3 separate regions of the Mus musculus genome follow, and all the other regions are linked to region 3. The links are chromatin loops, found by intact Hi-C in ENCODE. Cell type or tissue: gastrocnemius. All regions are shown on one strand.

Region 1 (2,500 bases), 180 kb after region 3:
GAAAATATGAAACCATATGATCTCAGAAGAACTTGCAGTGACAGGAGTGGATGCACATTCTTTTGTCTGACTTCATGTGACAGCTTTTTCATGGACACTCATCTGTGGGTGTGTTATCTGGTAAAGCTCTCATCTGTGCCTGACATGTAAGGATTCCTATTTTGGATCTTAAGTATTACTTCCATTCTCCGTTGACCTTTGAAATAACTCCCTGAACTTGGCTTACATTTCTGTGCTTCACCAAAGAGTAAGCCTAGACTCCCTGAGTTCAGCTTCCAGGGCACTGATCTGGGCTCCAGTTTAAATGCAGATTGACCAAGCTTCACAGCCACGCTCTGGCAAACATTGGATGGAGGTCGGGGACGCTTTTGCGAAAAGGATTGAAGTCCCTGAAGGGGACAGGAACCCCATAGGAAGACCCACAGAGACGACTAACCTAGACCCCTGGGAGCTCTCAGAGACTGAGTCACCAATCAAAGAACACTCATAGGCTGAAACAAGGACCCAGCATGTACAGAGCAGACGTTCAGCCCAGTCTCCATGCGAGCCCCACAACTGGAGCAGAGGCTCTCCCTAAAGCTGTAGCCTGACTGTGGTATCGGTTCACCAACAGGGCTGCCTTGTCTGGCCTCAGTGGGAGAGGATGTGCCTAATCTGGCAGAGACTTGATGTTCCAGGGTTGGTGGAGATACAGGGACAGGGAGAACCCTCTCAGGGGAGAAGGGGAGGTGAAAGGGGGAGAGTCTCTGTGAGGAGGAACAAGAAGAGGGGCAGCATTTGGGATGTAAATAAATAAAATTTTAAACAAGAAGCTATTGTCATATATCCTAAGCTTTCAGTTTAATACTTTTGTGGGGCTTCTGGGTGAACGAGTGGGTCTCTGATTCTTGGGCCTGCTTTGGGACTCTTATTTTTCTGTTGGCTTGGCTTGTCCAACTTCAATATGATGGTTTTGTTTTATCTTCTTATATTTTATTTTGTTGTTACCTCTTAGAAACCCATTCTTTTCTGATGAGAGACAGAAAGGGAAAGGGTGTGGGCGGGAGAGGAAGTGAGGAGAAGCTGGCAGTGGTTGAGGGAGGAGAAAGGATATTCAGATTCTACTGCATGGGAAACAAATCTGTGTTTCGTAAAAGGGGAACATTCATATGTTGCCATTCTAACTTTCAAGGTGACAATACTAGGAAGTGGAACTGTGCTTTGCTATGGTAATCATACCTGACAGAGACAGAAGAGGAAAGGCTAATTTCGGTCATGGTTTCAGAAGTTCATCATTTCTTGGCCCCAGATGCTTGAGCAGAACATTATGCATCGAGATTGGTGAAACCGACTCAGCCACATCATGGTTGACTAGGCAGCAGAGAGAGAGTGGGATCAGAGCCAGAGGTTGGTTATCATCTTCCAAGGCCCACCCCCAGTGAGTTAATTCTGCCAATCAGGATCCACATCCTACAGGTGTTTCACATTCTCCTAAATAGAGCAACTAGCTGGGGGATAAGCAAATCCCCGGGCTGTGGAGGATACTGAAGATACACACTTAGCCAGGATACTACAGAGACCCTTAGAGAATGGAGAAGGAGCTTTCATCAATGAAATTAATACTCTTAGCAAAGAGGCACAAGAGTGAACTTTCATCTTTCTACCCTCTGAGAATGACACAGCAAGAAAGTGCTACCCAGGAACCAGGACATGGGGTCTCAGCAGACTCAAAACCTGTCCAATCCCTAGAGCTGTGGAGGGAAAATGTATTTTAGAAGCCACTAAGGCTGTGGTATTTTATTATTAAATCCAAGCTAACACAAGTACTTTTATGAGGACAAACTAGTATTATTCTGAGTATTTCTCTCACCATTTCATACAGAATTGCAAGCTATTTCAAACTCTCAGATATACTATAAAAAGTGGCATCTTTTGAGAGTTTTTACATTAACTTTTGCATGTAAAATCTTGGTAGACGGTCACTTCTATTAGGGACCACACCATCCATGTGGCATTGTCTTCTTCTAAGAACATAGTATATGCTGATGGGTACGTCTCTGAAGCCACTGGAGCACACTACAGAAAATCCAGGCAACCTCTTGCTGTGATACTGTAACGAGCCTTGCTAAAAAGAAGCCAAAATTTGTAGGGCAGTCTTGCCAGTGTGTGTGTGTGTATACATATACAACATATACATATACATATACATCATATACATATACATCATATACATATACATATACATATACATCATATACATATACATATACATATACATATACATCATATACATATACATATACATATACATCATATACATATACATATACATATACATATACATATACATATACATACAGGAGGAAAAATTAGAATCAGGACTTCTTTGCTCTGCTTTTGTTTTTTCTACTAAGAAACTCTCTGGTATCTGAAGGTAAGTTATGCCTATAAACCACTGATCCAAACATCCAAATCTGGACCCTGAAGTTTGACTGAGCCACTACTGTTAGATACCCCAGCT
Region 2 (2,500 bases), 200 kb after region 3:
TAACTTTAAAACAAAACTCTTTGGCTGTTCACGAACAGCCTTCACACAGCTTCCCCGAGGCTGCCACAGGACTTATTTCAAAGGCACAAAGACCTCATGAAGCTGCCTCTGGACACAGAGTAGCTGAGTAAGTCAAGCTACTCCACATGGGAAAGTCAAGTCCATCTCCACACACTGACGATATCTACAAAGCAATCGGTGCCCTCTACCTTAAGATCTCAACACGGAAATACTTCAATTCTTCAGTAACGGGTACTGCATGGACTGTGTCCCTGCTCAACCTACCAGTGTATGGAACTCAGAAAACAGCATCCGATAAACGAATGTTGTCATGTTGAATAACAGAGTAAATACCCTCTCCAGAGGAGATGCCCCACGGGGACTGTAGCAAATTGCTCCAGACTTGTTAAAACCTTGATTAAATGATAAGTAGGTACATTGGCTCAAAGATGATGGGGTAAGTAATAGATAGAGGTCAAAGCAGCTTGTGTCACCATGGTAGGTAGGAAGGGGGAACTCTCAGACCGTGCACATAGGTGGAAACCCTCAAGGAACTGGTGCTAGGGTCTCTTCTGGTTCAAGTGGTAACCTCTGCTGTTAAAAAGTTCTTCCCAAGAAAAAAAGCTGGCCCAATTTCACACTGGTCACTGAGCCCCATTTTTGCACTTCCTGTTCTGTTTTCCGATGAAGGGATTCCGGTGTTCTGTTTACATGCAAGCCATGTCGGATGTGAACCTAACGTGAGTAGCAGTCCTTGATTCTAGCTGTGACCCTGTAAGTGAGCCTGCCGCCTCTTGACTGACAGATCCTAGAGCTCTGTCCGAGCACCACCTAAGTGCCTAGATGGGAAAGGCCCACTCGAGCCCACTCATCTCTTCTCTGTCTACGCTGCTGAGAATCAAAAATCAATTTCACTTTGGAACTGCAGACGATCCCATGTTGAGGGGGTCCTGCACAGGTGAACCTCTGCCCTCTGGCGTGTTTCTTATGAGAACATTGCAGAAGCCTGGAAGGACAGCCAGACTTGGGAGTATGAGCAGAGAGTGACATCCAGTGGCCGATGGGTCACATTTCTGCTGTGCTAGGCACTCCATTTCTGAGAATGTTGGAGCTGATGCTTAGCCCCAGAAGCTGATGCCCGCCCCTGTCCTCATAAGCCGGGAAAGAGGCATTCCAGGAAGACGATGATTGCAGAACAGGTTCTCCGATGCTTCCTGCCCATGTCCCCCGGCAGCTTACACTTACAGTATAAGCACTCTGCCCTCTCTAGAGCTTTAAAATACATTGCGAGCATGACAAATGGAGGCTAGAAAGATGGCCCAGTGATTAAGAGAGTTTGCTGCTCTTGCAGAGGATCTGAGCATCCTCATAAAAGCCCACACCAACCACTCATAACTGCAGTTCCAGGGGTCTCAAAACCCTTTTATGAGACTTTCAGGCACCAGGCACACGCATGGTACACATATGTACATACAGCAACTGTACACATGATTTTTATGGGGTTACAGTGGTCAAGAGCACCACCTGATATTCCAGAAGACCAGTGTGGAGTGAACCACATACCTCTAGTCCCAGGGAATATGGTGCCCTCTTCTGGCCTTTTTGGACACTGTGGCCACATGGTGACTGGACATAAATACAGGGTAAAATAAACACCCATACACATAAAATAAAAACAAATGAGTATTCTGAAGTAAATAAAACTAAATCTCTAAAAATGTATGACTCAAAATTATATTTTCTTATAGCTTTCTCTTGTTTGACGTTTGTAGAACATGTTTTAATATTTTCAACTGTTAATATTCAGCAAACGGGATAATTATTTTAAGATATACTTCATTGTTATGAGGCCCTTTTCATTTCTGATTGTGTCTCTTGTATCTCTGATTCCATCTCTTGTATTCTGTTGGTGATGCTTGCATCTATGACTCCTGATCTCTTTCCTAGGTTTTCTAACTCCAGGGTTGTCTCCCTTTGTGGTTTCTTTATTATTTCTATTTCCATTTTTAGATCCTGGATGGTTTTGTTTATTTCCTTTGCCTCTTTGATTGTATTTCCTGTAATTCTTTAATGGATTTTTGTGTTTCCCCTTTAAGGGCTTCTAGCTGTTTACCTGTGTTCTCCTGTATTTCTTTAAGGGAGTTGTTTATGTCCTTCTTAAAGTCCTCTATCATTGTCATTAGAAGTGATTTTAGATCCGAGTCTTGCTTTTCTGGTGGGATGGTGTGTCCAGCACTTGCTATGGTGGGAGAATTGGAGTCTGATAATGCCAAGTAACCTTGGTTTCTGTTGCTTATGTTCTTGCGCTTGCCTCCTGCCGTCTGGTTATCTCTAGTGCTGCCTGTCGTGGCTTTGTCTGACTGGAGCCTGTCCTTCCTTTGATCCTGGCTGTGTCAGAACTCCTCAGAGTTCAGATGTCTCTGGGATCCTGTGATTCTGGGATCCTGGGATTCTGGGATCCTGGGATCCTGAAATCCTGGGTGTGCCAGAGCTCCTGGGA
Region 3 (2,500 bases):
CCGAGACTGTGTTTAGCTCAAAGTCTATATGGTTGACTCCAAAGTTCAAAATTGCTTTGTTAGATGTAAGCCTTTGTCCCTGGACGGACAGGCTTCTGTCTCTTAGGAAAGAAAATTAAGTTGTATTTTCTATGTGGTGGTTCCTGAATGCAGAATTTTAGATCCGCTTTAATAAAACACGTGGCTGTGTAAGATTTTATGTTAGTAACGGTGATGGAAAGAACATTGATTTATTATTATTATTATTATCATTATTATTATTATAGAAAATTTATGATCACAAATTCAGCATCTATCAAAGAGTTTGGCCACAGTGCACCAAAAAAGCCTCCACCTACTGGGCAATGTTACGACAGGGCAAGATAAAAGCAAAGCTGGTTCCCTTCTTCCCATCACAACAAAAAGGTCGATAAAGCACACACTTGATATCAAACAGAGCTTCCTGCTGGCTTCAGTTACCTGGGAGTCTGGAGCCTGTGGTTTGAGTAATGTTCTGTCCACAATGCCGGGCAGCAGAAGCATAGAGAGAATGTCGGGCTTCCAGCCGGCTGAGCGAGCGCCTAACAACTTCAGACTCATTCTTTATTCTCCATCAGAAACGATAGCAAATGTGTTAAAAGGAAAAAAAAAAGTATTCACCGATCTTCTGATGTTGCCTTTTTTGGTGCTAGGAATTGTGTAACAGAGGTGATCCAGACGAGGTGATCCGCCCTTGAGCTACCTTCCAGGGTCATGTAAGTTTGCAAAAGAACCGAAAAGGAAGAGTTTTGCATAGTTCCTCTTGAAAACAAATGGTTTTTGTTTGTTTGTTTTATGTTTGTTTGTTTGTTATTGTGGAAAATTCCTGAAGAAATAAGATAGAGGTTGCTGGGGTGGGCACTGCAGATGACCAGGTGAAAACAGGACCAAACAGAGTACACATGTGCAGCATAAGTGCAAACATTGTAACTTTTATCTCTTTGATCCTGAGAAATTTTGTCAAAGTAATGACGTTAATATTTTTAAACTCTATATTTTGGTATGCAATAGGACATTTATCCTAGAGTCCATAAGAATGATTTTTTTAAATATGAATGCTTATATCAGTACTAAAGAGGACTCTGCTTGAATCCTCAGGTACTTACCTCATTTTCAAGTGTATCAATTAAAAAGATTACATAATAGGTGCTCTGAGTGGACACATAATTTTCTCACCATTTCTAAACATTCCTACCAAAAGTATAACGTTTAGCTGCCACCCAAACGGTGGAAATGCATATGTACATCTGCGACTTACAAACTGTGTTTTGAGAAACGCTTGTGAGGGAATGCTGCAGCTGCTGATAGGTTGACCTTTAGATTAAAGGAAGGAGAAGACAAACAAAATTCTGGCATGACTGAAACAGAGTGGTAGAAGCCCCGGAGAAGGACCACCAGGGGGCAGCATCCTCAAGCGGTTGTGATGGGGTGAGGCGCCCCCCCCCCCCCCCGCAAGGTTGTTGGTTAGCTCCAGCTATTTAGAACCAGAACCGTTTTCTGATTTCCAAGTTAAAACCCCTAAGTACAAAAACATGTGTCCCCACCCCCAATGTGAAACGGACGAAATTCAAAAGCAAAAATAATACTTTATGCAGCTCAGCATGTACCCTACATCGTTCTGAGCGATGTACATGGATCAAGCAGCTGCCATGACAACCTTTGCAGTGTAAACACTGTTGCTAGTACATTAAAATCACGTGTGCATTTATATGATGCATTGTCTATGATTTTTAATTGAAATTTACAAATGAGGAAACCGGGACACAGAAGTTTATCACGTGCTCATGCCATACAAATACCAAATACCAAGTACCAGAGCTGAGATTCGGACCAAAAGCTCTGGCCCAGAGATCAGATCTGAGACTGAGCCAACAGACTGAGGCTCTCAAGGCAGTGTTTCCTTGTTGGCGCACTATCAAGTTCAGCTACCAGCGCAAGGTCCAACTTATGGCCTTGTCTGGAACACAGCTTCTGTGTGCTGAATCTCTTGAAAACACTTCCCCCGAAAGTTTTACCCCAACAATGCTGCTTTCTTCGTAATCGTGGCTAAATTCTCAGCTCTGGCCAACCAGCATTGAGTATCCAGCAAGGATTTTACTTTAGTAGTTCTGGTATCTTGTTCATCACAGATGGTTCTTCATCCCCAGCTAACCAAAACTACAGATCCTTCACACAAAATGTCCTGTAGAGTCTTTTCTTCCCGCTGACACTGCACAAGCTAGGCCTCCAGGTTTTTTTTTTTTTTTTACTGTTTGCAGCAAGCTCTTACAGAAGTGACTCAATGGCTTTTCTAGCCCCAAGTTTCACAGAACAGTTCATCCTCAAAAGCAGTGAGGACAGGAACTCAAACAGGGCAGGAGTTCATTCAGGGCAGGAGCTGATACAGAGCATGGAGGGGTGCGGCTTACTGGCTTGCTCCTCATGGCTTGCTCAGCCTGCTTTCTTGTAGGAGGCCAGGGATGGTGCCACCTACAGTGGCTGG

Evidence for each region. Hi-C counts contacts between places; a loop is a spot of excess contacts. Peaks named below come from ENCODE experiments on the same cell type or tissue, not always from the same donor. Only the 100,000 strongest peaks of a DNase experiment are listed, where the experiment ranks them.
Region 1: a loop joins it to region 3, with 3 times the contacts of the local background. A loop is called at or near these places in 9 of 42 quality-filtered maps.
Region 2: it touches region 3 in a loop (4-fold over the local background); 30 of 42 quality-filtered maps call a loop at or near these places.

The regions. Positions count from the first base shown.
Region 1 is chr10:19,667,933-19,670,432 of GRCm38, forward strand. Gm33332 (a long non-coding RNA gene) reads right to left here. Exons shown (of 4, transcript XR_380146.2): 2 at 1,219-1,350. Among named protein-coding and RNA genes, the nearest start is that of Il20ra, 43 kb to the right of the region's middle. In gastrocnemius, no CTCF peak of the experiment used is centred here; a DNase peak (open chromatin) is centred at 1,370.
Region 2 is chr10:19,692,241-19,694,740 of GRCm38, forward strand. All of the region lies in intron 1 of Gm33332 (a long non-coding RNA gene), which reads right to left. Among named protein-coding and RNA genes, the nearest start is that of Il20ra, 19 kb to the right of the region's middle. In gastrocnemius, CTCF peaks have their summits at 1,053 (motif pointing left) and 1,611 (motif pointing left); DNase peaks (open chromatin) are centred at 1,061 and 1,558; H3K27ac peaks cover 188 bases.
Region 3 is chr10:19,490,284-19,492,783 of GRCm38, forward strand. Gm33104 (predicted gene, 33104) reads left to right here. Exons shown (of 4, transcript NR_152784.1): 2 at 672-734. Among named protein-coding and RNA genes, the nearest start is that of Gm33104, 4.8 kb to the left of the region's middle. In gastrocnemius, a CTCF peak has its summit at 1,399 (motif pointing right); a DNase peak (open chromatin) is centred at 1,418; H3K4me3 peaks cover 475 bases; H3K27ac peaks cover 1,185 bases.